Regions from separate parts of the Homo sapiens genome. Here regions 1 and 2 are each linked to region 3. A link is a loop called in an ENCODE intact Hi-C map of the cell type or tissue named here. Cell type or tissue: mammary epithelial cell. All regions are shown on one strand. Links, peaks and the distances in the headings refer to the core of each region. The heading gives the core; the rest is flanking DNA. Region 1 has its middle 8.3 kb from the start of MMAA. Region 2 has its middle 52 kb from the start of OTUD4. Region 3 overlaps SMAD1 (SMAD family member 1).

Region 1 (10,150 bases), core at 1,317-9,316, 53 kb before region 3:
AAAAATTAGCTGGGCATGATGGCACGCACCTGTAATCCCAGCTACTTGGTAGGCAGAGGCAGGAGAATCACTTGAACCTAGGAGGCAGAAGTTGTAGTGAGTTGAGATTGCACCACTGCACTCCAGCCTGGATGACAGCGAGACTCTGTCTCAAGAAAAAAAGTTTTTTGAAAAAAAAAAAAAAAACTTATCAAAACACTGAAGAATAAATAGAAAATCTGAGTATTTGTACATCTGGTACAGAATTTGAATTCGCAATTTAAAAATACAAAGAAAACCATCCACGTTAGTGAATTCTATCCAGCATTTAAAGAACACACAATGTCAATTTTATGTAAACTCAGAGAATAGAGGAGGAAGGAATAACAGCAGAACCTTCGGAAAAATCTAACAGACATTAGAGGGAAAAAAAACACAAATTAATATTACTCACTAATACAGATGCAAAATTCCTATAGAAAATACTGGCAAATTGAACCCAGAAAAAAATAAAATAAAATCGCCAATTGCAGTTTATCCAGAATGCAAGATTTGCCCAACATTAATCAACAATAATTTACAACATTAATAAAGGAGAAAATCTTAATAATGGCGGAAAAAGCATTTGACATATTTTATTGCTAACTCATGATGACAACAATCACAAAACTAGAAATAAAAGAGAACTTTATAAAGGACATCTATGAAAGATCAATAGCTATTATGCTTAATGGTGAAATATCCAATCCTAAGATTGGGAACAAGGTAAAGCTGTCGGCTCTCATCACTTCTATTCAGCTTTGTATCAGAAATTCTAGACAGTACAATAAATAATTAAAATAATAAAAGATAAATATTACAAAAGTGCAAAACTGTCTATTCACAGTGGTCTATGTAGAAAATCTGTTTTTCAAAGCTACTAAATAAATTGTTTTTGTAGACTGTACATGTGGAAAATCTTCAACGTCTACTGGATGTTGAAGTCATGGGGTAAAAGCTCAGTATATATTAAAAAAATACTTTATATACTAGTAAGCAGCAATTGGAAAATGACATGTTAAAATATGCCATTTATAATAGTACAGATGATCCCTGACTTATGAGGGTTTCACTTACGATTTTTTTTTACTTTATAATGATGTGAAAGTGATAGACATTCAGAATGCTCCTCAGGTTACAATGGGGTTACATTCAGATAAACCCATCATAAGTTGAAAATATTAAGTTGAAAACCCCCCTACAATTTACAGTATTTTCCATTTAGGATGGGTTTATTCAGACATAACCTCATCATAAGTTGAGGAGCATCTGTATTATAAATACCTAGGAATACGTTTAATGAAAGACATGCAAGAGCTGTACCCTAAAGTGACAAAACATTGCTTAAATGAAAGAGCTAAATAAATGGAGAGATGTGCCATATTTATGCATACTGAACATGTGCCAAGAAAGACCATATTCTGGGTTATAAGTCTCAATTTATAAGGATGAAAATCATACAAAGTATTGTTCTCCAACCACAATGGAATTAGCAGTCAATAATAGTTCTTTGGAAATCTCCAAATCTCAATAATCAAAGGCACAGATTTTCCAGACTGCTGGCCTCAAAAGTTCAGATTGACACTGAAGACATTCTTCTCTGCACAGCCAAGCCAATTGATTCACATGGGAAATAATTATGGACATATTGCCACATTCTAACCAACTGCACTAACCTGGCACTGCCCTGAGATTGGGGTATGCTGGAAGCAACTGCAGACGGCGGTTATATATTTTATTGTACTAAAACAGAGTTACAGCATATTTAAAATTCATGAAATTGTTCCCATTTCTTGCTTTCCTTCCCTCACAGTCTGAAAATACTGATGAAAAATCTGGGAACAAGATTATGGGTGTAGTTGACAAAACAGAAAATCTGTTCCTGGACAGCTTTTGATGAATTTAATAAGTACAGAGATAATGAACATAGACTACATTTGCATAATGGCATAACAAAAATTCATTGAACAATGCTAACTATCTGGGGGAAACTACAGTTTGGAAACTGAATGTAAGATTGTGGTTCTGGCAAGATTACTCATTCTATTTAATGATTATACATGGTGTTGAAGGGGTTGGGGGAAATAGTCCATTTTGTGCTGCTGTAACAGAATACCTGAGACGGCGTAATTTATAAAGATTAAAATAAACATTTACTTCTTAGAGTTCTGGGGGCTGAGAAGTGCAAGGTTGAGGGGCTCACTTCTGGTGAGGGACTTAATGCTGTGTCATTCCATGGCAGAAAACGGAAGGGCAAGAGAGGGGAAGAGGGGTGGGTGGGGAGGGGACTGGCTTCATCCTTTTATGCGGAACTCACTCCTGTGACAACCAACTCATTCCTGTGAAGTGGCATTAATCAGTTTATGTGGGCAGAGGCCTCATTACCTAATCACCTCTCAACACTGTTGCATTGGGGATCAAGCCTCTAACGTGAATTTCAGAGGACACATTCAAACCACAGCATTCCACCCCTAGTCTTCAAACTTTATGACTTCTCACCATGCAAAATACATTCATTCTATCCCAATTGTCCCAAAAGTCTTGTTCTACATCAGTCCAAAAGTCCAAAGACCGAAGTCTCATGTAAATCATGTATGGGTGAGATTCAAGGCACAATTCACCCTGAGGCAAATTCCTTTCCAGTTGTGAACCTGTGAAATTTAACAAGTTATCTACTTCCAAATATATATATATGTTGTGACAGCATAGGATAGACATTCCCATTCCAAAAGGGAAAAATAGGCAAGAAGAAAGTAACAGGACCCAAGCAAGTCTAAAATCCAATAAGAAAAATGAGTTTTAAAGCTGGAGAATAATCTCTTTTGACTCCATATCCCACATCCTGGGCACACCAGGATGGGGCAGGGTCCCTAAGGCCTCGGGCAGCTCCATTCCTACCGCTTTGGTGGACTGTCTACCCAGCAGTGCTCAGATAGAAATTTCATGCCTCCAGCTTTCCCAGGTTGGAGTTGCATGCTGGTAGCCCTACAGTTTTGTGGTCTTGGGAGCTGCCCCACTCTCAAGACCACTAGGCATTGACCTACTGGGCTGTCCACATTCTTTGAAATCTAGGTGGAAGTCACCATGTCCCCACAGCTCTTGGATTCTACACATCTGCAGAATCAGCACCACATGATGCCACCAAGGCTTACCGCTTGTGTCCTCTGGAATGGCAACCTGAGCCACAGCCAGGCCTGCTTGAACCACTGCTGGGGTGACAGGATTACAGCACTGGCATACAGGGAGCAGAGTCTGGAAGTCGCCCTGGGCAGCAAGCCCACGGAGGGCACTGTGGGTTGTCCCCCCAAACCATTCTGTTCTAGAGCTCTGGGCCTGTGATGGAAGGGAGCCTCAAAGATGTCTGAAATTCCTTTCAGGTCATTCTCCATGGTCTTGATGAATATCACCTGGTTTCCTGCTAGCCATACTAACCTCTTTAGCAAATAGTGGCTTGGCCATATCCTCGGTTTGCTGTCCTAAAGACACTATTTTACTTGTGACCTGAGAAACCAAAAGAGATGCCCCTTTATCAACTAAGACAGACCCCAAGTTTAAAGAAACAGATACTTTTCTTTGAGGGTTCAGTGCTCAGCTGACATGATAACTTCTAAATTCCTATGGCTATAAGAATAAACACACTCTTATTAAACTCCCTAACAATAGGAGCTTTCATGTAAATTATCAAGAGCCCTCATAAACTCTGATTTACAACTCAGACCACTTCAACTCTGATTGGACAGAAGACCTACCTTATAAACACACTTTCCTAATGAGTAAGTATAGACCTTAAGCAAGTTTCAGCAAGCTTATAGAGACTGTGCACAGTCTTCGTATCCTACAGTTCACCTTTTAACATGGAGCCAAATTTCACCCCATTTTAATGCCAAAACCCCACCCCAAAGTGAACATGGGTTATACATTATATATGCCTGCCTATTGCACATGCACTCAACTCTCCACATAAATATGTATAGCTTTTCCCCAAACCTGCCGAATATGTATGACTGCACAAGCCCTTTGAGGCATAAGGGCCAACCTGCCCTTTTCATCTTCAAAAAAGAGCACCTTCAGCACATGCCATTGATTCTTCTCAGTTTGCAAACTGATATTGCCAATAAAGCTCTCCTTTCTACCATTTAGGCATTCTGGTGGTGTTTTGGACAACACACTCTCCATGCCCAGGCTGCAAATTTTCCTAATCTTTCTGCTCTGCTTCCCTTTCGGTATAAATTCTAAATCACCTCTCTCTCTCTCCCTCTCTCTCTCTCTCTCTCTCTCTCTGTGTGTGTGTGTGTGTGTGTAGCTTTCATATCTTACATTTTATCTTATTTTGCTGTATACAGTTAAACATATCCATGCAACTCCTTCAATAATTTGCTGCTTAGAAACTTCTTCCACCAGATATTTTAGTTCATCTCTTTTAAGTTCTGCCTTCCACAAAGTCCTAGGAAATGGACACAGTTCCATCACAATTTTCTGCAAAACACGGATAGCTTTTAATCCAGTTTCCAATGCATTGTTTCTTATTTCCATCTGAGACTTCATCAGAATGGCCTCTACTGTCCATATTTCTACCAGCCTTCTGGTCATGACCACTTAAGTAATCCTTAAGAAGATTAGGCTCTCCTCACAGTTCTTGTCTTCTCACCAGAATTGCCCAGTGCTCCATTCACAGCAGTCGAGGCTTTTCTATTTGCTCCTCCAAATTCTTCCAGCCTCTATTTGTTACCCAGTTCCAAAGCCACATCTACATTTTCAGGTATTTGTTGTAGCAACAGCCCCACTCCTCAACACCAATTTTATGTCTTAGTCTGTTTTGTGCTTCTATAACAGAATGCCACAGACTAGGTAATTTATAAAGAAGAGAAATTATTCCTTACAGTTCTGGAGGCTGGGAAGTCCAGAATCAAGGGTCCCACACCTGGTGAGGCCTTCTTGCTCCATCATTCCATGGTGGAAGGCTTGGAGGGCAAGAGAGGGAAAGAGTAGGCAAGGGAAAAGAGTAGGGAAGGGGGCTGAACTTATCCTTTTATCAGGAACTCCACTCCCATGACAATTATGCACTCCTGCAATAATGGCTCCATTCATCCCTTAATGAGAGTAGAGCCCTCAGGACCCAGTCACCTCTCAAAAGTTTCACTTCTCAACACCATTGCATTGGAAATGAAGCCTCCAACACATTAACTTTGGGGAACACATTCAAATCACAGCAACCCTGCATGCTTTCTTCTACTCTCACTATTATCGTGATAAAATAATTTATTTTTTAATAGAAAGATTTCCAACATACAGATCTGTCCCACATGTATCTCTTTCAAGGATTTATAAAATTAAACATTTCTCTTTCAATAGATCATTGAGAGGATTGGGGACTATAAATCACTTTTAATTTTAAAAAGTATTTTTGACCCTTAAAAAGGTTTTAAGTTACTCATCTTCACAATTGTTTATTTTGACTGTCGATTATGCTTAATATAATGAGATTAATTTTCAAATTTCACTTGGTAAATAGAGTTCATAGACCTTTCTTTCCAGAAGTTGCCTTTTTAAAAAAATGACTTTTATTTAAATGTTTTTTCAACCTTTATCTTTTACAGTTTTTAACTTCATGTTACTTCTAATAATTCTGAAAACAATTATTCCATTTTGGTATAATTTTCTAAACTCACAGGGGAAGTCTGATTTTCTTTTCTTGGTATGAACATAAAGGGAAAATCAAATGTGATGGCATGGTAACAACTAATCGCAGCTGATATTATTAAACTATTTTATGGCTATTGTCAACATCCCTGTGAGATAGATGCTACTGTTATCCCATTTTACATACAGGGAAACTGAGACTCAGGGAGATTAACCAATGTGCCCAAATGTTACATGATAGTATAAAAGTCTGGCTTTGAGCTCATGTAATTGACTTCAGTGTCCACATACTTAATCATTGGTGCTTACTTTTCTGTGAATTTACTAAAGTAACAGGATTATTTCAGATTCCCTAACTTATTATGATAGTTCCAATTTCAGTGTTATCTATACATAAGATGTGATGAAATGGCACCATGTTGGCAAATGTTTCGATGTAGCGCACAATTTCACCACATGATGGTGCCAGTGAAGTGAGAAGTCATCTGCTGCTAGTATTTGACATTAGGCTCAGACCTAAATATGTCAACAGAATGTAGTAAAAGATGTTTAAAAATTTTTTTAAAGAGCAATCATAAATAATTATAGACTAGAGTGTCTTTTGAAAACATAAGGAATGAAAACATCACAAATACAAAAAGGGTAAGAGTAATTGACTCATAAAACTTAAAAATAAAAAAGATGAGCTTTTGTATTCATAAGGAAGTATGTAGGACAGATGTCAGAGACTTTCCACAGGAAGGAAAACACCAAAGGAAATGAATTAAATGAGGGCAGGTGACTTAAAAAAAATGAGACCAGCTGTATAGTGATGTAGCTCCAGGGTCAAATGGTTCCAGTAAGATTCCACAATCAGTGCAAACGAGTTAGCAAAAGCCAATGACTAAAAGATTTTTAAAAACCTTTAATAGACATTACTACTTCCTTTTCTAATCTAAAATAAGTATTATTTTTCCCTGCATTATCAAAGATGGAAACAACAATAGAAGGAAGAAGCATTGCTTTTCAGAAATTATTGAAACAAATCCTTACATGTCATTATTACAGTGATTCTCCAAGTTTGGTCCCTGGACCAGCAGCATTGACATCACCTGAAATGTTAGAAATACAAATTATTTGGCCACGCTCAGACTTTTACTGAACCTGAAACTTGGGGAATGAGGCCTTTCAGGGCTTTTGGATGCACCCAAAAGTTAGGGATCCACTGTGTTACTTATGGCCCACGCCTGTAATCCCAGCACTTTGGGAGGCTGAGGCAGGCAGATCACGTGAAGTCAGGAGTTCGAGACCAACCTGGCCAACATGGTGAAACACTGTCTCTACCAAAAATACAAAAATTAGCGAGGCATGCTGGTGGGCACCTGTAATCGCAGCTACTTGGAAGGCTGAGGCAGAAGAATCACATTAACCTGGGAGGCGGAGGTTGCAGTGAGCTGAGATCGCGCCACTGCACTCCAGCCTGAGCAAGACTCTATCTCAAAACAAAACAAAAAAAAGGATAGAAAGAAAACAAATTCACCAAAGCATAATTAATAATACAAAGATATTGGAAATGCCAGTTTAATATTAAAGAAATATTAAGTAAATAATAGTATATTGTCAAGGCATTTAAACATGATTCTGTTAAATAATTTTTAATAATGGAAAATGCCTATTATATAATAGCAGAAGAGTCTCAATTATGTAAAACAATTCTAGAAGAAATATTAGAAGGAAAGAAGCAAAACTAGTTATTAATGGTTGCCTTGGAGTGATGTGATTAAATATACCATTTTCCTCCTGCCTGATTATATTGCAGATGCTGTTTTCAAATTTTATATGAGAAACTATTTTACTCCTATAAATAAGTCTTATAATGATTAAGGATGTTGGGGGGGGGGGTACTTTCCAAAGTCCTACTCAGAGGTTACACTCTTGCCCATTTTGTTCTAACTGTATGGTTGGTAAGAACAAAATATGACACAGATGCCAGTCCACAACATAACCCACCTTCCCCTTCCACATACACCAAAAAACCCCACGGTCATCATGTTGCTTACTGGAGAAAGAAGACATAGAAAGACCATTCTGGCGTAGTTTATATGTATTCAATGTTGAAAGGGAAGTAGGGGATTAAAATCTGACAGTGAGAAAAAACAATCTTGTTATAGACACTAATCACATGCTTTGCCAAGTATTGTTAGTTAATGAAAATATTAAATATTCTGAAGTAATATAAGGGAAAATATCTTTATGTGTAGATAACAACTTGCTTAGACATGTTACCCCTAAGAAAGATTCTCATTTTATAACTGTGTCATTTGAATTAATGACCTGACAAATCAAGTAGTCAAAAAAATTCCAAGATTATAATTTAAAAGATTAATATCTATCTACCTATTTATGTTCATGTATATCTTGAATGTTAGACCCTAAATATGATTATTTCTTTTTGACAAAGATCTGTAGAATATATGCTAAAATTGATAACATTAGGCCATTAAAAACTCAGTATTTAGAAAATAATCTAAAACTTAGATCACATTCTCTAAAAGTAATAAAATACAATAAAAATGAATAACAAATGATTAAACAAGGGGAAAAAAGCAATCATTTAGAAATTTGGGAAGGAGATTATCCCAAATAAGTTATATGACAAAAAGGAAATAAAAACAATAATTATTGCTCCTTTAGAAAAGAAGTATATAAAATTACAAAACAAATGGGATGCATGTGAAGATGAACTCAAACAAAATATATTATTTAAGGAAAAGGAAATTAGAAAAATAAAGACAAAAATTAAAGAATTATTAAATAAAAGCCATTACAGTTATAAGTATACCAAAAGTTGTGTCTTTGAAGGAAAAAATAATACAAAAATGCCCTGAAGACAGAGGGCGGTGACTCATGCCTGTAATCCCAGCACTTTGGGAAGCTGAAGTGGGAAGTTGCTTGAGCCGAGGAGTTAGAGATCAGCCTAGGCAAAATAGTGAGACCCTGTCTCTACAAAAAGAATAAAAATAAATTAGCCAGGTATGATGGCATGCACCTGTGGTCCCCCAGCTACTTGGGAGGCTGAGGTGGGAGGATTGCTTGGGCCTGGGAGGATGAGGCTGCAGTGAGCCATGATTGTGCCACTGCACTCCAGCCTGGATGACAGAGTGAGACCCTGTCTCAAAAAAAGATAAATGCCCTGGAGATTTCTAATTAAGAAACACACACACGCAGAGACACAGACCCACAAACACACACACACCACAAATACACACACACACACACACACACCACAAATACCTAATACATTAGGAATGAAAAGGGGGATAGAAACACTTGGATATGCTTTTATAATTACAAAAGAAGATTTCCACTTCCAGCTGTATGGCAGGCTGGGTTATTCAGACCAACATTCCCGGCTGAAGGAAAGAATAACTTAAAATGCTGTATAGCACATGAAAAGTGAATCCTTTTAAGCAATAAAGATATGATAAGGTAGTAAGACATTTCCAGGGCAAAACCTAAAAAGAGGAAAGACCCAAGGTAGGAGCACAGCATTGAAACTGCTTTTGCCCTAAAAGCATTTGCTAAACCAAGCGAATTTGGTTTCAGTGGCCTTGTAGAGCACGGAAAACAGAACTCAAAGCCTAGTGTGTACTTGAGATGAACAATGTGAAGATCTAAAAGGAGGCCCTTCTGCCATAAAGCCAAGATACCAAAACGATATTCCCTCAGGAAAAAAGATAAACCAGAAATGAACCTGCTCCACCTCTGCCAGGAAGGTTAACTTGGCTCTAAGCAGAGCAGGGCTGGAAAATAACCACCCCTGAAAAGTTGTGAGCATATGAATGCATCAGGCTTTTTCACACAGTATTTACAACACCAAGGTAGTCCAAAAAACTTTAAACCATAATTTTAAGTTGTTTCCAAACTGATGGTGTTTCTATGCACTAGTCAGAGGCAAAGGCATCTTGACTTTAGGCCTCTAAGACAACTCAAAAATAATTTTCCAAGGAAAAACAAAAAGCAACTCACAGACAAACGTAACCAAGAACCACAAGGAAATAAGTCACTATGCACAAGACCCAGCAAAAAACAACAAAGAGCAGAAACAAATATACAATTAATTTAGATATTGTAATATTCCAGTTACAGGAAATAAAATGACTATGCTTTGAAAATGAAAAACCAAGTATTTTCAGGGAATAGGAAACTATTTTTTTAAAAACCTAGCATATTTAAAAGAGAACTAAGCAAACTTCTAGAAATAAAAAATATAACAATTGAAATATAAAACTCAATGGATAGAATTAACAACACACAAGAAGAAGTTGAAAAGAGAATTAGTGAATTTGAAGATTGGTAAGAACTATTCAGAATACAGAGACAAAAAGAAGTAGGAAGTATAAACCAGAGTTTATGTAACACAGAGCTTAGAGCTTCTTCATTTAAGAGTTTCTTAGGTTAAGAAGATCTATTATACATCTGATAAGAGTTCCAGTTGAAGAGAAAGAAAGAT
Region 2 (10,150 bases), core at 789-8,788, 320 kb after region 3:
TGCAGTGGCTCACGCCTGTAACCCCAACACTTTGGGTGGCCAAGGTGGACGTATCACCTGAGGTCAAGAGTTCAAGACCAGCCTGAGCAACATGGCAAAACCCCGTCTCTACTAAAAATACAAAAATTAGCCCAGCATGGTGGCAGGAGCCTGTAATCCCAGCTATGTGAGAGGCTGACATGGGAGAATCGCTTGAACCTGGGAGGCAGAGGTTGCAGTGAGCCGAGATTGCACCACTGCACTCCAGCCTGGGCAACAAGAGCAAAACCCCATCTCAAAAAAGAAAGAAAGAAAAAAAGAAATACCTAATGTAGATGATGGGTTGATGGGTGCAGCAAACTACCATGGCGTGTGTATACCTATGTAACAAACCTGCACGTTCTGCACATGTATCCCAGAACTTAAAGTATAATAATAATTTTTTTAAAAAAGATTATCAAGCTGCTCCAGAGGTAAAATTAATTTTTATCTACAGGCAATTCACATTCTAATTATTGATTTTGTTGACTTTCTTGCTGAGCATTAGACCTACCCATGTTTTTTGGAATTTGGCTTTTCAGGCTCATATTGAAACATTTGCAAGCTTTTAACATTTTTTTCTGCCCTTCCCCCATGCCTTAACCATGAACTCATTCTGTCAGCAGACCTTCAATCAGAAACCAAATCCAACTGTTCCAGCTTGAAATTTTGTCTACAAGGTGATATTGAGGACTCCATAGGTCTAGTCATAGAGCAATTAGGTATTTTGACTCAATTTTTGATTGTGAGATTGTATCTATGCACCCCCTTCTCCTTAGGTCCACAGCTTTCTAAAAGCCACATCTCCAAATACAAGTCATGCAGAGTTTTAATATTTTTTCAGAGCCAGGCATGGTGGCACACATCTGTAGTCCCCACTATTCAGGAGGCTGAGGCAGGAGGATCACTTGAGGCCAAAAGTTCAAGGCTGCAGTGAGCCATGATTGAACCTGTGAATAGCTTTACACTCCAGCCTGGGTGACAGAGTGAAACCCATCTCTAAAAAATAGATAAATAAATGTAATTTTTTCCAGCCTCACTCCTGAGAATAGAAGAGTTTTCAAGCTGTAAAACTGGATTCAGTTTCTCATGGAGCAAGTTTAGTGTCCTCTGCCCCTCAGGAGCTGAAATCCTAACCAGTACTTTATGCTTTCTGGATTTTCCATAAACTTTGTGACTTCAGTCTAGCCACTTTGACATTTTTGTTCTATTTTCATTTAGGAGATGTTTGTCTTATTTTTTATCCTAGACTTATCTTTTTTTTACATTTGATCTATTTTTGTCATGTATTTGGAGCAAAGTGCGTTATCGAAGCTTAAACTCAGTGAGCCGTCTTGCCTATAAGTTGTGCCCCCATACTCTGCTTTCTCTGTCATTTACATCAAATGCTGATCTCATTTGTGCTTTGTATTTTGTCTCCCCCGTCTTCTTGAGGACTTTACTCCTACAATTATTCCCCTTTCCCTGAGTCATTCATTTCTTCTTTCCTAAACCACTCCCATTATTATACTAATAGGTTGAAATATTATTCTTTTTATAAAATGAAACAAAATTCTCCTGAGATTTTACATTCTCCTCCAGCTACTTCCCATTTTTCTGTTCCTCTGCTCTTCTTTCTATCAAAACTCCTGAAAGAGTTCTCTATACTGTATTCACTGTCTTCACTTTCTCACTCCTCATTCTTCCCTCAACTCACAGTCATTCATCTTTGAGTCTCCATTACAAAGGCAATGCTTTGCTCATGTTAAGTTTTAGTTGCCAAGTGTGCATCCAAGCACAGTAAGTGGTCTTGAGGCTTGGAGAAGAGTGCAGGGCTGGAAATATGAATATGGGACTCTTTGATATATTGATGTTATGGCAGAAACTACTAGGTACTTACCAAATATTCTTTTTCCTCTTCCCCCTTAGAACTTCACATTTAGGCAGGGAGCAGTGGCTCACACCTGTAATCGCAACACTTTGGGATGCCGAGGTGGGAGGATCACGAGATCAAGAGATTGAGACCATCCTGGCCAACATGGTGAAACCCCATCTCAACTAAAAATACAAAAATCAGCTGGATGTGGTGGTGCGTGCCTGTAGTCCCAGACTTGAGAATATAAGCCACGTGCTAAGATGATGGAACAGAAAGTCAGAAGCAGCCTGAGTTTCTGATGACCTTGTGAATATGCCATATCAGCTGTGGATGGCCTCCTTCTGACTCCTAATATGGAAGAGAATGAACTATTTTGTGTCAAAGCTGCTGTAATTGGATCTTTGTTATCAGCAGTTGAGCAAAATTTCTTAGGGAACAGATGATATTTAAAGTCATGGAACTGGATGAGATCACTTGGGAAGTGAATGGAGGTAGAGGAGAGTAGAGGACCATGCCAGAGCCTATGGAATTCTAGCATGCTAATGTTCAGGAAGAGGAAGAGGATACAGAAAGAGATCAGCCATGAAGGATCAACTAAGTAACAGGACAACCAGCCTCTGTGGTGTCTTGGAAGCAAGTGAAGAAAATGTTTGCCAAATGCTGCCCATAGGCCAAATTAGAGGAGAACTGAGAAGCGGCCATTGGATTTAGCAACATGGAGGTCACTGGTTACCCTGACGAGAGCAAGTTCAGGGGCAGGTGGGGAAAAGCCTGATTTGAATAAGAAGAAGACAGAAAGTATAAGCAACTTTTTCAAGTAATTTTTGCTGCAGAGGAGGGCAGAGACACAGGGCAGTAGCTGGAGAAGTAGGCTCAAAAGAAGTTGTATTGGCTGGGCATGGTGGCTCACACCTGTAATCCAGCAGTTTGAGAGGCCGAGGTGGACAGATCACTTGAGGTCAAGAGTTCGAGACCAGGTCAACATGGCAAAACCTTGTCTTTGCTAAAAATACAAAAATTAGCTGGGCATGATGGCACGCACCTGTAGTCCCAGCTGCTTAGGAGGCTAAGGCAGGAGAATTGCTTGAACCCAGGAGGCAAAGATTGCAGTGAGCCAAGGTCACACCACTACACTCTAGTCTGGGCAACAGAGTGACACTCTGTCTCAAAAAAAAAAAAAAAAAAAAGAGTCATATTTGTTTAAGATTAGAAAAACAATAGTATATTTGATGCTTGTAGGAATGATCTAATTTAATAATGCACAAATGAGAAGGTAGAATTGGTGGTGTGATATCTTTGTTTAAGTCAAGTTGCTCCCTGAGTTTCACTCAAATAATCACTTTATTATGTTTCCATAACTACCACATAGCTAACTTTTCCTGGTTCTTTTTCATTTGTGTAATTTTTTTAAAAATCAATGCAATGAGTTAAAATGGCATAAATATAGAAAAGAATTTTAAAGAGAATGCTTGATTCTAAAAAACAATTAAATATATTCTAATTTAATCTTATTTATATTACATCATTTAGATTCTAAGTGCTTCAAATACTTAGATTCTAAGTGCTTCAAATTTCTAAGTGCTTCAAATATCTCCAATTTATTAGGAGAAAGTATAGATTGAAGAAAAAAAGAACAAAAAAGTACAGTAATTTTGTTTTTTATACATTTGTATCTAAGGATAAGAACTTTAATCTACAATGTATGAGGCATGATGTGGGGGTTATCTTTCCTGTCCATCCAGGAATTTATAACAAAAACAAATACATACGATTTTAAAATAACATTACTTGCTTCAAAAAGTGTTTAAAGTGTTAGTCAATATTAAATCAGGACAGACATGAATACAATGTGAATGTTGAGCCTTAGTGTTTATAATGTTCTATAGAAACTGGAACTGTATAAAGACCAGAGGGTGGATTCTTTAACATGATACCTATAGGCTCTCCAGGAAGGAACTATGGTGACCCCTGCTGGGAGGATGAAGCTCTCCATATAGGGCCAGGCTTAGAGTAAATGAGAAGGTCACAAATTAGAAAACTTAAGAACATGAGGATTTAACATGAGGAAGGAAAAAGAATACCAGAAAAAGTGATCATGCATGAACAGGCTGAAGTAGCTGGTCTTCAGTAAAAATCAGAGCAAGGGCAGGATGAAGAGTCATAGCATGAAAAGAAAGAACTGTAACAGACGATACACAGGATGTGTAAATTAAAATGGAGCTTTGGGTTCCAGACCCCTTTTAAAGGGGATCTTTGAATGCTGTAAGTGTTCCCAAACCCCACATAGGTCAAAACTCCCTGCTAGGAGAAGGCAATATTCTCTCAGATGTGCAAGTGGTCAATCTTCATACACAAAAACTCTTGAGAGATTCATCACAATTTCAGAGAAACATTGGGATTTTAAAAAAAGTCTGGAGAGAGAGGAGGAAATGGCAAAGGGAAAGATGAGTTTTTTCCAGGGGCCGTCAGTGTCCCTTTGCACCACAGTTTAGAAATTGCTGCTCCAAGTTATTTTAATTATTTCCTGTCTCACTTCAGACAATTATACTTAATAGATGAAGGTAAAAGTGAAGAGATAGATTAGTATCAGAAGATTAAAGCCTTATTGATAGATGAAGTTGTTAGCCCTTGGTTTATAAGCCAGAGAACTAATGGATGACTTCTAGAGGATCCACAAACCTGGGGAAAAATATACTTTTTTTGTACGTCTTCCCCAATATTTAAAACTATATTTTGGGGAGAAAAACTTTTTGTATAACATTTTATGAAAGCATTGTTTCATAATAAATAAGTAAAAAGCAGTATGCAAAATTACAGTTTGGTACATTATTGGTGTCATTGGCCTGTTATAATATTTACCAGGCCATTCTTTGACATGAATTGAAAATGAAACATGATTATGAACATCTGTTTATACCTTAATATCAGTTTAGGCTAGGATATATCACCAAAAAAAAAGAATCCCTCTTTTTTTTTTTTGAGACCGAGTCTCGCTCTGTCGCCCAGGCTGGAGTGCAGTGGCGCAATCTCAGCTCACTGCACCCGCCTCCAGGTTCAAGCGATTCTCCTGCCTCAGGCTCCCCAGTAGCTGGGACTACAGGCGCCCACCACCACGCCTGGATAATTTTTTTTTATTTTTAGTAGAGATGGGGTTTCACCGTGTTAGTTAGGATGGTCTCAATCTCCTGACCTCATGATCACCCGCCTTGGCCTCTCAAAGTGCTGGGATTACAGGCATGAGCTACCGTGCCCAGCAAAAATCTCGCTTTTTTTTTTTTTTTTTTTTTTTTTTTCTTGAGACGGAGCCTCACTCTGTCGCCCAGGTTGGAGTGCAGTGGCACAATCTCGGCTCACTGCAAGCTCCGCCTTCCGGGTTCACGCCATTCTTCTGCCTCAGCCTCCCAAGTAGCTGGGACTACAGGCGCCTGCCACCATGCCCGGCTAATTTTTTGTATTTTTAGTAGAGACGGGGTTTCACCGTGTTAGCCAGGATGGTCTCGATCTCCTTACCTCGTGATCCGTCTGCCTCGGCCTCCCAAAGTGCTGGGATTACAGGCGTGAGTCACCGCGCCTGGCCAAGAATCTCTCTTTATCTCTGTCTGCCCCCTTGGATTTTGCTTGCATTGTTGAACATATTACCTATGGAAGCAGGAACCGAACAAAGCTGAAGTGATCCCTTACATCCTGAAAATACACTGCACAGTCTGCCTCTTTTGCCTTAGTAAAAGGGTCAATTGGAAAGCATTAAAAACTTGGATTTTCTCCAACACAAAGATGTATTGTCTTGAGTCATCCTGCAAGATCGCTTGCTGCACGACTAAATAAAAGACCTTGCTGAAGCAAAATGTCCTGGAAATGGTTATTCTGATTTGTAATTTGAAGGAAAATTTAAAAAGTAAAACAATGCTTCTGTCAAATCTTCTCATCCATTCCAGAATCACTAAAATCTATTCCAATATTTTGAAGCAGATCATGAAGGAATCGCTATTTCTCTTCATCGTGAAAGTATTGACATCTGTTGGCAGAGCCAGGTCCAGTTCCCATGTTATCTGCACAAGAACAGCATCAAATGAGGATTTCTATTTTGGGAGCACTTTTAGAAAGTTCAAAGGCCTCCTATGGTGTTGAAATTGTAAAAACTTTATTGGCCAAACAAAATTTCCACTCAAAGAAACATTGATACTATGCATGCTTGGAGAACTAGCAATGAGATTCATTCCATTCTAGATTGTCTTGCATTAGTGTCAAAGGTAAATCCCAAATAAAATTTTGCTTGCAACCACAAAGTCATCAACCTATTTAGCTTCAGAGCCTTGCATTTCTGTCTTTTCAAGAAGTTTTCTTAGAAAAGCAGATTATGAAGTTTTCTTTTGCTATATGGAAATTCATCAGCTGTCTGGAAGTTAAGTCTAATAGAACTTAATTGAACTTGGGGTAAGTAACTCTTTGATAACTTCTACTTAGTCTTAAGATTGCAGATTAAACAATGTTTTCTTATTGGTTAAGTCTCCATTATTTTTTCTCACAGAACAATATACCTTTTCTCCACAGCAACTTTACATGTGTGTTTATGACTATTTGATTAATATCTGTCTTCCCCATTAGACTGAAGGCTCAATGAGGCCAGGCACTGATTCTATTTTAGCTGATCATTGTATCTCTGGCACACAGCACAATGCTGAGCACATAGTGGGTGCTCAGTAAATACTTAGAAATATATGAATGAATGAACAGAAGAACGAACAGCAAGGAAGAGATTTTTTCATAGTCTTCCAGATATATGTGGCCATTTGAACAACTAAAAAATGCAGATGCCCCTATTATAAGGTTTTATCTGAATTAAGCTAATTCCTATAATAATCCTATCAAATAGGTACTGTTTTACTCACTGATGAAGAAACAGGCAAGTCACTTGCTTAAATTACCATGGTTAGCAAGGGGGTGGAGCAAAGCTTTTAACCTTGGTAGTCTAAATTTGGAGCCCATACTCCTAACTACAGGTCTCATACTCACCATTATGGAGTTGTTGGAAAACCGCACTTTGGAGGAAGTACCTCTCTGTATGTGAATATTCGAGGTAAGCAACTGTAGAAACTTTCCAGATCTGGGGGAAATTCTTCTGGCAGCTAGAGTCTGTAGTGGCCATCTCTCTGCGGGAAGAAACTGCAGCACTTGGAAACACTGCAAAACTCTGCTCAAAATACCATGTAGACAGTGCCAGTAACAAAGATGTTCTCAATGATCTGGGGAAAAAAAAAAAGGCACAAATAGAATCTAACTCATAAACTGTTTGAGAATTCTGGTATTTTTTGATACAATCCTTACTTGAAAAAGCAAGCAAGCAATGGGAATTTTGATTCCATCTGCAATTACTCACCCTTGGAAGTCAGAGATTTCATAACTTTCTATCATTAGTGTTAGAGTTGACATCTGTGGAATGTCAAAGTTGAAAAAGTTGGCATGTTAACCTGCCAGTGACCGCTCCAAAAGTTGTTCTTATTGAAGTTAAAAAAAAAAAAAAAATCCATGTACTTTTGGAATGTCCTTGTTAACAGAAATTTCCTATTGAATTTCTTTTTTTTAAATTTTAAATACACAATTTGGATTTATTTTTTAAGTTGTTACATATTGGCCACTTTTTTTTCTGAGAATATAAGTGAAAAAATCAAATTCATTATTTACTAAAATATTATCTGTCTCTGAGGAGGCAAAATATTGTACATAAATTTGTGTGAGTACTTACATGCACATCTTAAAATCTGTGACCCCAAAGGAATTAAGAACCACCAATCTCTCTCTCTTTGTTTTTTGTTTGTTTGTTTGTTTTTGTTTTTTTGAGACAGAGTCTTGGTCTGTCACCCAGGATGGAGGGCAGTGGTGCCATCTCAGCTCACTGCAACCTCCACCTCCCGGATTCAAGCGATTCTCCAGTCTCAGCCTCCCAAGTAGCTGGGACCACCATGCCTGGCTAATTTTTTGGCATTTTGAATAGAGACGGGGTTTCACCATGTTGCCCAGGCTGGTCTTGAACTCCTGGCCTCAAGTGATCTGCCTGCTTTGGCCTCCCAAAGTGCTGGAATTACAGGCATAAGCCATTGCACCAGGCCTTCTTTTTTTTTTTTATGTATAACAAATAGAATTTATTTCTCACAGTTCTGGATGCTGGGAAGTCCAAGGTCAAGGTGCCAGGAGGTTCTGTGTCTGGTGAAGTCAGCTCTCTGCTTCATAGGTGGTGCTCTGTTGTTGCATACTCACATGGTGGGAGGAAGACAGGCAAGAGGGCCTGACTAGTTCTCTCCACCCCCAAGGTCACTAATGAGAGCTCCACCCTCATGACCTAATCAGCTTCTACAGGCCCTCTATACCTAATTCCATTGCACTGGGTATTTAAGTTTCAACATGAATTTTGAGGGGGACATAAGCTTTCAAACCATAGCGCCTCCCTAATGAATAAGTTTCTTGTATGTATTTTATTTTTTCTTCCAGTGCAAGTATTTCTGTTTCTATGAGCTCTCTAAATAGTGATTCAGGGACTCAGATTTCATCCATCTTTGACCTTTTCATCTTCAACATATGATTCCTAACATCATAATAGTAAAGTTTGCCTTCATTCCAGCCAATTTAAAGAGGAAAAGAGCATGGATGATCAAACATGCAGTTTTTCATGAGCCAAGCTTGAAAGAGGGATAAACCCTTTATACTCACCTCCCATTGGTCAATTCAGTCTCAATGTGTCACCTACATACAAGGGGATGGGAAATGTGGCTCCTGGATGAGTGTTTACTTCCTAGAATAATCTGACATTAGGAAAGTATAGAAAGAAAATTTTGAGAACCACTAGTCTCTAGATTGAAACCATGTATTATGACTTTCTAGATCAGAAGTGAGTAGTTTAAGGCATTAATGTATAAGGAGAACAGGGTATTGTTGGAAGTCTGTACATGGATATTCTCTGTATGCTTCTCCAGACCCACTATCTATTCTTTCTGGCTCTTCTTTGAACCTCTGGTGACTGAGCTGTGCAGAATGCATCATGGATCCCCTGTCTTCTGGCTTCCAGTTGGTTCCAGAAGTCAACAGGCAGGAGCAGAGGCCTGGCTAGCTTCCTGCAGGTCTACAGTATGGCAATAGTTGTGTGCCCCCACTAAGACCCTACTTTTGTCTGGCACATTCAGCCTTTGCCAGCTTCCAATTGCCAATCCCTCATATTGCCCCCTTAGCCCTTAGATTTATTTGACTCATGGTTCTGCAGACTGGGAAGTCCAAAAGCATGGTGCTCTAGCATCTGCCAAGGGTCACCCCACAGTGGAAGGCAGAATGACAAGGAAGCATACAAGGCAGAGAGAAAATCAAGCCAAACTCATCTGTTTATCAGGAGACCACTCCCAAGATAATGGCATTAATCTTTCACCTCTTAGAGGCCCCACTTCTGAATACTGTTACAAAGGCAATTAAGTTTCCAACACATGAAATTTTGGGGGACACATTAAAACCATAACATAGGCATATGTCAAAATGCATCTAAATGGGGGTTCCATTCCAAGATGGTCGAATAGGAACACCTCCGGTCTGCAGCTCCCAACACGATTGATGCAGAAGACAGGTGATTTCTACATTTCCAACTGTGCTCTGAAGAGAGCAGTGGTTCTCCCAGCATGGCCTTTGAGGTCTGAGAACAGACAGACTGTCCCCAAGTGGGTCCCTGAACCCCATGTAGCCTAACTGGGAGACACTTTACAGTAGGAGCCAATGGGCACCTCATACAGACAGGTGACCTTCTGGGACGAAGCTTCCAGAGGAAAGATCAGGCAGCAATATTTGCTGTTCTGCAATATTTGCCGTTCTGCAGCCTCTGCTGGTGACACCCAGGCAAACAGAGTCTGGAGTGGACCTCCAGCAAACTCCAGCAGACCTGCAGCTGAGGGACCTGACTTGTAGAAGGAAAACTAACAAACAGAAAGGAATAGCATCAACATCAACAAAAAGGACATCCACACCAAAACCCCATCTGTAGGTCACCAACATCAAAGACCAAAGGTAGATAAAACCACAAAGATGGGGAGAAACCAGAGCAGAAAAGCTGAAAATTCTAAAAACCAGAGCCTCTTCTCCTCCAAAGGATCACAGCTCCTCGCCAGTAATGGAACAAAGCTGGATGGAGAATGACTTTGACGAGTGGACAGAAGTAGGCTTCAGAAGGTCAGTAATTACAAACTTCTCCAAGCTAAAGGAGCATGTTCTAACCCATTACAAGGAAGCTAAAAACCTTGAAAAAAG
Region 3 (10,150 bases), core at 1,380-9,379:
TAAATTCCATCCTTCTCTATCTTGTAAATCAAGCCCTGCTTGTTGAAATGCTTTCCTTGGCTTCTATGATTATTTCTCACTCTGTTAGCTCCTTTCTCCCCCTTATGTGTATGCTTGGCTGTTGGTTTTCTCCTGGCTCCTGTTCTGTTTGATCCTTGGGTTGAGATCCCTAGGAGCTAAAATCCTTGGGAAACATCCCATTTCTTAGCAGAACATACACAAGATTCTTAATGGCTTGGCCCCTTCCTACCTCTCCATTCTCTTACTTACCATTGCATATAATTGTCCTACACCCCAGCTACGCAGAATTACTGGTTGTTCCCAACAGTCTTGCCTTATTTTCTGCCTGGTACACATTTCCTCCTCCCCATTCCTTGCTGTGTAATACCTATTATCACAGCAAGACTCAGTTCTGAGGCATTACTCCTCTGAGAAGTCTCCCCTTACTCCTGTCTGGGTTATGTACTGTTCTGTGCCCCTTGCTATCATGGCACTGTGCCATCAGTCTATTTACTTGTCTGTCTTTCCCATTAGAGTTCAGGCCCCTTGAGGGCTGGGCTGAGATTTATTCACTTTTTTCACCTAATACAGTGGCTAACACAGGATTAGTACTCAATAACTGCTTTAAAAATGGAGTCAATCATCATCTTTTTACTAAGCAAGTAATCCAACTAACCTCTAGACTTGCATTTCCTATAGCATGCTATCTCTATGCCAGGTTATCATCACCTAGTGCAAGGATAAACTAATTCAATTATCATGGGTTAATACAGGTAATTTTAGGTTTCTTCTTTTTGTTCATCCCGTACTTTATGGGCCTGGTACGCTTCCGCTGCGTGACTCTGCTTGTTTATTCCATACTTTAAAAATCTTTCATGAACAAGTATTATTTTGGTTAAAAGAAAATGATCTATTTAAAAAAGATCTTTTTTTAAAAAGTCAAACATTTTCATACTGTATTACTTAATCCTCATTTGCTTCTAAGGAACAAAAACCCAACTGAAACTACACTAAGCAAAAGGCGAGGGGAGGGGGGCATCTGTACAGATTCTGGTGTATCCAAGGACAGCAAAGAACAGAAATGTGGCAGGTCTTGGTAAATCCTAGGCCCAGGACACTGGATGCCCTGAGATTTCTGTCTCTTCTTTCTTGTCTCCAGCCCATGTAGCAGGTGAGATGACAGGGGACAATGCCTAAGGTTTACTGTATCTTCAGCCATGCAGAGACTTTACTTCTAGCTCCAGAATTCCCAAAGAGCAGATTCCCAACAGTAGCCAGAGGGGATATGTCATGCAGTATGATAAATCCCAGTCACCCTGAGGCCGGGAGGCACATCTTTAAAAATTGGGGGGTAGATGCTGGGGCATGGCAAACAACAGGTATCTGTCTTGGAGTCTTCTCCTGCCCACAAGTTCCTCCAATTATCAAAATGCTTCCCATCATTCAAGCTCAATCTTAAATGCCACTTCCTCTGTAAAAACTCCACTGATCTCCATCCAACCAAGTCTGAACTACTTCTTCTTCCCTCTGTGCTCTTCATTCTACTTTATTTTATAGTAAGTACATGTGACTGTAAACTCACGAGAAAGAAGAATATAGTATTTAATAGAATTAACTCTAGATTTTAAAGTCAGATCTGAATTGAAACTCTTCCACACTAACTAGCTAGGTGACTTTGGGCAACTTATTTAGCTTCTGAGTTAAATTTCCTCATTTATAAGAAAAATGACTGCCAAGTGCAGTGGTTCATGCCTGTAATCCCAGCACTTTGGGAGGCTGAGGCGGGCGGATCACCTGAGGTCGGGAGTTCAAGACCAGCCTGACTAACATGGAGAAATCCCGTCTCTACTAAAAATACAAAATTAGCCAGGCATGGTGGTGCATGCCTGTAATCCCAGCTACACGGGAGGCTGAGGCAGGAGAATCACTTGAACCCGGGAGGCGGAAGTTGTGGTGAGCCGAGGTTGCGCCATTGTACCCCAGCCAGGGCAACAAGAGCGAAACTCCTTCTCAAAAAAAAAGAAAAAAAAAAAAAAAAAAAAAAAGCAAGAAAAATGGTATAAGGAGTTGGGGACAGAGTAGTATCTCATATGTCCTTGGGAGGATGACAGACAATGTTTGGGAATCCCTTGCAGAGTCCTGGAACACAATAGGCTAGGCACTCAAGCATTGCTAGTTTTCTTTCTCCAGGTTTCTCTCTCTAGACTCTGAGTTCCTCAAAGATAAAATCTTCCACTGTGTTTATTAAATACTTCAAAGGTAAGTAGGTCTTCATCAAACATCTCTTGAATGAAATTCCTTTCAGGTGTCTTCCCAGCCAGATTTAGCTGGCTGTATTAACACTTATTAAGAGGTTCTAATTGCTTTGCATGTATCGGCTTAAACTTCATGATAACCCCAGGAGGTAGGCTTTATTGTCTCCATTTTACAGATAAGGAAACAGGTGCAGAAAAACTAAAAAACTTGATGGAAGTCAAATACTATTAAATCAAGAATGAGGCAAGAGCTCTAGGGCCCTCCACTTCTAATAGTTGATTTTTTCCATTCCTTTAATTAAACCTTTCCAAGAGACTTAATAGCCTCCTATGGCTGATGACAATGGTCTTCCTAAGATTTCACCAAAAATACATAGAGTTGCACTTAACCATGAGGGACCTACTTATGCACCATGTTGCAAACTCCACAGGTCCCCAACCAGGAGATTTCAATTTACTGGATGATCCTGGTGTTTTATCTGATAGAACTTCAAGCTGGCTACCAGCATTGCTACACCCAACTAACAACTTGCCTAACTGTCCCACCAGGCAACCATGGGAACTCAAAATTGGCTTTTCACTAGGAAAAGGATGAGGAATCCTAGCCTGCATTATCTCTTTACTTCACTGTTAAGCTTAATAATTTTAATATCAACTTTTATTATATCTCACCAGTCACTATTATCTAGATTGACTGAGCTTGAAATGACTTAGGTAAGTGGAAAATAGAGCGTATGGGAGAGTTCAAGTGATCCCCATACTTGCATGGCAGATGCATTTTTAAGGCATCTTCACCTCAATTTTGTGACAAGGCACAACTATATTATTTCCACTTGACAAATGAAGAAACAGAGATTCACAGAAGTTAAGTGACCCAGCAAAGATGTGCATGAATTTGTGTTATAATGTAGGACCTCTGTCTGGGGCGTTCTCTAATTATATCATGATGTTTTTTGGACACAAAAAGCAGCAGTAGAAATTTTTCCTTGGTCATAGTTTAGGGAATAAATGTATTTTGGGGGTGAAAAAGCAAGGCATTCTTTTCTTTAAAACTAGGTTTAAAAAGGGATGGTCCTTAAATTTCAGGTCTCATAAACACACTCCAGGAAAGACACATAAAAATGTAAAGGAGAAAGAATAGCATCTATTGGGCCAAGAAATAATCTAAGTGTCCTTCAATCTGTGTCCCTCATTGGTAAACTTTTTTGTGGGGGAATGGGTAGTGTTGGGATCATCCCAGCCTTAAGTAGACTGCAAAGGTAGTCATCTTCTCCTGCTGCAGTGTGAGTTCTCATCCCTCCCCCTTTATTACCTCCTCCCACAGTCACGCTTGTATCTTCATCTGAAGTTTAGAAATTGCTGCTTTGGTTGACTGCATGGTACTAACCAAAAAGTGCTGCTGCTGTAATTTCTAAAATTAAAAAGTTTATACACTTAGATTTTGGTAGTTTTTCTCAATTTTTCAAGGTGTACATGTCCTTTGTTTTGATTTAAATTGGCTCCGGTCTCTTCATGCTGCTGTGTTCGAGTCTCTGTATTAGTAATTTCATTCATGTTTGGTGGAGGATATTTGAGAAAAAAATTCTCAGAAGAGTAGCAAACTTTACTGATCCTAAAATCTAGTAGGTGAATAAAGGAAATGACAAATTTTTAATCAAAGTAAGCAATAATGACAGGTTTATTGAAAATTTCCAGTAGAGAAAACCCACTAGTTTTGGAATAAAAGTACTCAATGTACGAGAGCATAAGTGAATACAAAAGATTAACAGAAGGAAAATAAAACCAAACATAGTACAAAAAAATTTAAAAAGTTTGAAATGAATTCAAACTGGGATGTTCTTTAAATCCTCCAAATATTTAACAGAGTTACTAAGTTTGGCAAAAAATTCACTTGAAAATTAAAGCCTATTTCTGTACTGTAAACTCCGTAAAAACTGCTTATTAAATTCAAGCACTCCATATAACTGGTATTGAAACATGTAGGCAATTTCAGAATAGCAGGAATTATTCATTTGCTCTCACAGTTACATGAATTAACCAGCTGCAGAACTGCTTTTTGAAGAGTATGAGAAAAAAGAATGCCGAGAGAGAAAAAAATGATAAAAATCTCTAAAAAATGGAAACACAGCAAAATTCAGGTATCAGTTTGTTTCTTTAAAGCAACAAACTGAATTTTTACAGTATAGTCTACATTTGCAGTTGTCATTTCCCTCTTCCCCCCACCCACCTCAAATACTCCTAAATTCACTAGTCTAATCAATTCTTAACTTCCAAATACTCTGTACATACATATTTAGCAAAAAGCATATGCCTAGCATTATTCTGACAGCAAGTATGGTCAGCATACAATTTTAGAAAGATTATTATGTATATCATCAAGATTAACCTTTACTTAAACGAACAAAACCATCGCTAAACAAATAGTTTTAAAATATTATGAAAACCCATGAAAAGAAGACTCAACATGGGCTCTAAACCTGATAAAACACGTTTCAGAACAACTATTAATGCTAAACTTCTGCCCAACGATGACCTTAAAGTGCCAAACACCAAAGAATCTCTTAGGACCGTTTTCTAATAGACAATTTGTCCCTGGCTTGGCCATCTCTCCTTTAACTGTACACAAAGTCCTGCTAAAAGTCTGAATTTTAGTTGATTTTACAATAGAATGTTACAATGTAAACTAAACAGGTTCTTGATATCAACAGTATGTTACCAAGGTGTGTGTGTTTTTTTTTTTTTTTGTTTAAATTTCTGAATCCAACAGTTGGTCACAGAGGTCAAGTATTATCAAGGCTCCTTTGTCAGTTCTCAATCGTGTCTGACTCATCCATCCTTCAAGTACATGCAAGGCTCAATAGTTTTCCAGAGGCAGATGCCTGGGGCCATTTAAGATACAGATGAAATAGGATTATGAGGTGAACCCATTTGAGTAAGAACTTTATCCAGCCACTGGAGGGGGCCGTGCAGATGTATCTCAATCCAGCAGGGGGTGCTAGTAACATCCTGGCGGTGGTATTCTGCTCCCCAGCCCTAGGAAAAACATACTGGAGGTCATTTAACTTGTTTAACTCAGTGGTTAAACTTATTAAGTAAGAAGAGTTCACATAACCAAAGACTCTGATTAAAGCTATGCATCTTTCCTCCCTGACCCCCCCGCCCCTGGGGAGAAAAAAACACACATGCACAAACGCACGCATAATTTCGCAGGCAATTTCAAGGGATGGATGTTAGCTCCCCAGGGTCCATCCATGGATTCCAATAAGAATTGCTGGTCTTGAGGAATGAAGGTTTTAAAATACATTATAAAGTTATCTTAATAAAGACACTTTAAAACTTTTAATTGCCCATTACTGATAGTAATGTAATAGCTATTATTAAATTCTCATTTTATCATCAAGAAAATAAAACAAAAAAGCTATGCTAGACAGAATGACATTCAATTTCTTCCCTATTCAGCCACTGAAGGTCCCCCTATCAACACACAGCTCTTGATCTTTCAATCTCTGAGCAAAACGGGCAGGAGTACATTCAAGTATCCAAAAAGCTATTATTGACACCTAGCCATTGCCATGAATCAATACATTCTATCATTCATTTGTACAAGAAGGTAGCTTGGCAGAATTAGTGCATTAAGACAATACAGTTCCATAGAATAAAGTCACTATGAAAAAGAGAAAAGTAACTGCTACTGCAAAGATCAAAAACTCATTGGTGAGGGTGGACAATGAATGTGAAGTTCTGATTAATCCTTTAATCACTGTTTCATGAGGAATATCAGAGAAGGTTGGGTTCTATTTATTTCTGCTATCTATCTACTCCCGTAGTTTTAAGAAATACATCTGGGGCCAGGCGCGGTGGCTCACACCTGTAATCCCAGCACTTTGGGAGGCCGAGATGGACAGATCACCTGAGGTCGGGAGTTCGAAACCAGCCTGGCCAAAATGGTGAAACCCCGTCTCTACTAAAACGAGGTGTGGTGGTGTATCCCTGTAATCCCTGCTACTTGGGAGGCTCAGGCATGAGAATCACTTGAATCCAGGAGGCGGAAGTTGTTGTGAGTCAAGATCACGCCACTGCACTCTGGCGTCGGTGACAGAGAGAGACTCTGTCTCAGGCAGGTGATCACTTGGGGTCAGGAGTTTGAGATCAGCCTGGACAACATGGCAAAACTCTGTCTCTACTAAAAATATAGAAATTAGCTGGGTGCGGTGGCCACACGCCTGTAATCCCAGCATGCTTGGGAGGCTGAGGCAGGAGAATTGCTTGAAGCTGGGAGGCAGAGGTTGCAGTGAGCCGAGATCACACCATTGCACTCCAGCCTGGGCGACAGAGCGAGACTGTCTTAAGAAAAAAGAAAAAAAAGAAGAAAAAAGAAAATATATCTGAACATCAGAACTTGTATGAACTACATCTATGTAGATATATATATATCTACATAGATGTATGTACACTCATGCATTTGTAAATATAAACAAACTCCTAAAATTAATTTACAGGCTTATGTGCAGGTTTCCTCCATCAGATAGCAAGATCTTTGAAGGCAGGAATTTATCTTTACCTCCAATATACAGCATAATGACAGAAAGCAGAAGCTCTATAAATATGTGTTCAGCTGAGCTGACTTGGAATTTTCAGACATAGAATTTAAAGTACAAATAATTTATAAAATGTGTTTTATGTTAATATCCAAAAATGATCATTTTAAAAACAGCACAAGATTGGCTATTGTTAGTAAAATGTTCTAATTTCTTTAAAATGTTGAATGGGAGAGGACAAAGTATGCAGTCCTTATAATAAAGAACAGTTTTGTAAAAACAGTGTGCAAATTTTTTGTTGCTAACATATGATAAACAACTTTTCTTTAACATTCAGCAGGATTTTTAAATAATATTTACCTTCAGCTCTCCAAATCCAACTTCCAGGCTAAGTTCATTATATCTTGTATAACTCTCCATTCTAGTGCTTATCAGATTATAATTAAAGATATACTAGGGCATAAGGATCTTGATGATAAGAGACTTTAGGTGCTTTTTCATCTTTGTATTACTTCTCTGAAATAGTGCTAAAATATCTGCTGAATGAATGAAATCTAATAAATTTTGAATGCATAACTTTGCATTATAAATACCTTTTATTAGTGTAAAGGTTGTTTTTACTTGTGTAAAAGTAAATTATTAAAACTCTACAAAAGTAAAATAATTAAAATTGATTGGGTAAACAATAAGAAATGAGTTTGAGCAGAAAGCTAATTGGAACATTAAAGTAATAAATTCTCTTAGAGTGGTCCTTCAATAACAGACTCACTGAGGGACCTCAGTAATAATTACCACAGTTCTCAACTCCATCCACCCCCATTTCAAAGACGATAAACCTGAGAACCAGAGAAGAAATCTGTGCCTTAATCACACAGTTAAAATGGCAGAAAAAACTGGAAACCGCATCTCGACTCTCAAGAGCTGTTCTTTCCTCCATACCAATTAAAACAATAAACAAAAACACTTCTGGCAGGTCACTGTTCTTATTTTAAAAATCATTTGAGCCAAATGCTAAGTCAAAAATTAAACAGCACATGTTAACAATGAATAAGATAGTTCTTTGTAGTCCCATATGTACATAACATATAGGTTAACCTCTTTAAAGGGTAAAAAAATTTTCTTAATACTAACAAGGTACCAGACTCAACTACAAATAACTGTTGAAGTATACTGCAAAAAGCAAACAAGCAAACAAACAAACAAACACACAAAAACAAACACTAAGGGAACACACTGAAAATCTAAGATGCTTTAAATAAGTAGGAAAAGTAACTATATTCAGGAAAAGATATCTTTGATCTAAGGGATGATTAACAAGTAAGGCTCCAAAATTATCCTCAGTAATAAATACATTACAAAACAGGTTTAACAACAAGTTTGGTGAGCTTCTGAAGAGAAGACATAAAAGATAATTGCCTCACTCAAACATATAATTAGTTCTGTTTCTCAAAGTACGAGAGAATGAAATTTATTTTTGAGAATTCAGAGACAGGTCAGTTACTAGAAAAGTCACTGACTCAGAAATCTAATCAGACATTTAAGGTTTTTAAGATTTCAATGGCATCTTAAAAATTTTTATTTCTCAGAGGCAGAACATGAGACAGCAAAAAGATCAATTATTATGAGCAATGTCTTTAACCTCTTCCCTCATCAAACCTTACAATGCAATCTTTGAGCTAAGGCATCTATTTATCTTGGGCAAGGGCCTTATTAACTTCTGAATTGTAAGAAAATCATGAAGCTTACTGAAACCACTAAAAAAAACCTGACCAAACACAATTTCCAATGTGATGAACTTTAATTTTTACAAAAAGATCACTTGCTTACTGTTGAAACAAAAACAAGCATTACCATCATAAAAGTACAAAAAACAAAGAATGAAAAGGAAGGAAGATATGCTTACTCAACTGATCTCGTAAAACAACCATGTATTTAAATTATATGTTAAATATATAACATAACATATTCTACTGGTAATACAATAGCTAAAGCGGTGCTATCTGAATAAGGAAAAGGCTAGTAAAACCTACTGCTATTGATATTTAATACAAGTACTCCTATGTTCCAATGATATTTTCCTAATAATTGAAATTTTTGTTAAAGTTTAAAAATGCCTAGATAATAAGTCAGCTAATATGATAATATGTTATCAAGAGGATATAGATTCATATATCGCCAAAAAAAAAAAAAAAAAGCACAGCAAAAGTATGTTAGGCCCTAAATGGAGGAGTCGGAGCTCACTTACCTTCACAAAGCTCATACGTATAGTACACATTTTTGTAAGCTCATAGACTGTCTCAAATCCATGGTTCACAGACTGTGCCAATAACTGAGCAAATTCTTGGTTGTTAAAAATTTTCAGACTACACCCACTAGGGATCTTGCAAACAGTAGTAGGATGAAATCCATGATGGTAGTTGCAGTTCCGACTTTGCACAAAGATGCTACTGTCACTAAGGCATTCGGCATACACCTCCCCTCCAACATAATAAAGATGAACTCCTATAGGAAGACAAAGCATACCATTTAGTTATTATTAATTTTTACAGCTCAAAGGCACCTGTGCAGCTTCAACACAGAAACTTAAATATACATGGATTTAAACTTTGGCTAGTTAGCTAGCTATTCTCTAGGTCCTGTACAACAGGAGTTCCCAACCCCCGGGGCCATGGACCAGTATCAGTCCGTGGCCTGTTAGAAACCAGGCCACATAGCAGGAGGTGAGTGAGCAAGCATTACAGCCTGAGCTCCACCTCCTGTTAGATCAGCGGCAGCATTAGATTCTCATAGAAGCATGAACCCTATGGTGAACTGTGCATGGGAGGGATCAAGGTTGCGTGCTCCTTATGAGAATCTAATGCCTGATGATCTGAAGTGGAACAGTTTCATCCTGAAACTATCCCTTTCCCATCCCCTGTGGAAAAATTGTCTTCCATGAAACTGGTCCCTGGTGCCAAAAAGACTGGGGATGGCTGATGTATGACTGATAAAAATCTTAGTTAACCGCATTACTTAATACAGTATCTAGGAGGTTTCTAGAAAATAACATAACAAAATGTTTTAAAAATAGTAATAGGCCAGGCACAGTTGTTCACGCCTGTAATCTCAGCACTTTGGGAAGCCATGGTGGACAGGTTGCTTGAGCTCAGTTCAAGACCAGCCTGGGCAGCACGGTGAAACCCCATCTCCACAAAAAAAAAAAAAAATACAAAAAATTAGCCAGGCATAGGGGTGCACACCTGTAGTCCCAGTTACACAGAGGCTGAGGTGGCAGGATTGCTTGAGGCAAGGAGGTTGAGGCTGCAGTGAGCTGTGATTGAGCCACTGCACTCCAGACTGGGTGACAGAGTGAGACCA

What was found. A loop is a pair of places that touch in the nucleus more often than their neighbours do. Peaks named below come from ENCODE experiments on the same cell type or tissue, not always from the same donor. Only the 100,000 strongest peaks of a DNase experiment are listed, where the experiment ranks them.
Region 1: it touches region 3 in a loop (8-fold over the local background); 17 of 110 quality-filtered maps call a loop at or near these places.
Region 2: a loop joins it to region 3, with 10 times the contacts of the local background. A loop is called at or near these places in 75 of 110 quality-filtered maps.

The regions. Positions count from the first base shown.
Region 1 is chr4:145,605,968-145,616,117 of GRCh38, reverse strand. No RefSeq gene overlaps it. Among named protein-coding and RNA genes, the nearest start is that of MMAA, 8.3 kb to the left of the region's middle. In mammary epithelial cell, for the core only: a CTCF peak has its summit at 6,118 (motif pointing right); no DNase peak of the experiment used is centred there.
Region 2 is chr4:145,227,980-145,238,129 of GRCh38, reverse strand. No RefSeq gene overlaps it. Among named protein-coding and RNA genes, the nearest start is that of OTUD4, 52 kb to the right of the region's middle. RefSeq lists a silencer at 3,764-3,863. In mammary epithelial cell, for the core only: a CTCF peak has its summit at 3,838 (motif pointing left); no DNase peak of the experiment used is centred there; H3K27me3 peaks cover 227 bases.
Region 3 is chr4:145,552,929-145,563,078 of GRCh38, reverse strand. SMAD1 (SMAD family member 1) reads right to left here. Exons shown (of 7, transcript NM_005900.3): 6 at 9,039-9,295; 7 at 3,903-5,288. The coding sequence ends at 5,145. Among named protein-coding and RNA genes, the nearest start is that of SMAD1-AS1, 41 kb to the right of the region's middle. In mammary epithelial cell, for the core only: a CTCF peak has its summit at 5,239 (motif pointing right); a DNase peak (open chromatin) is centred at 5,148; H3K27ac peaks cover 372 bases.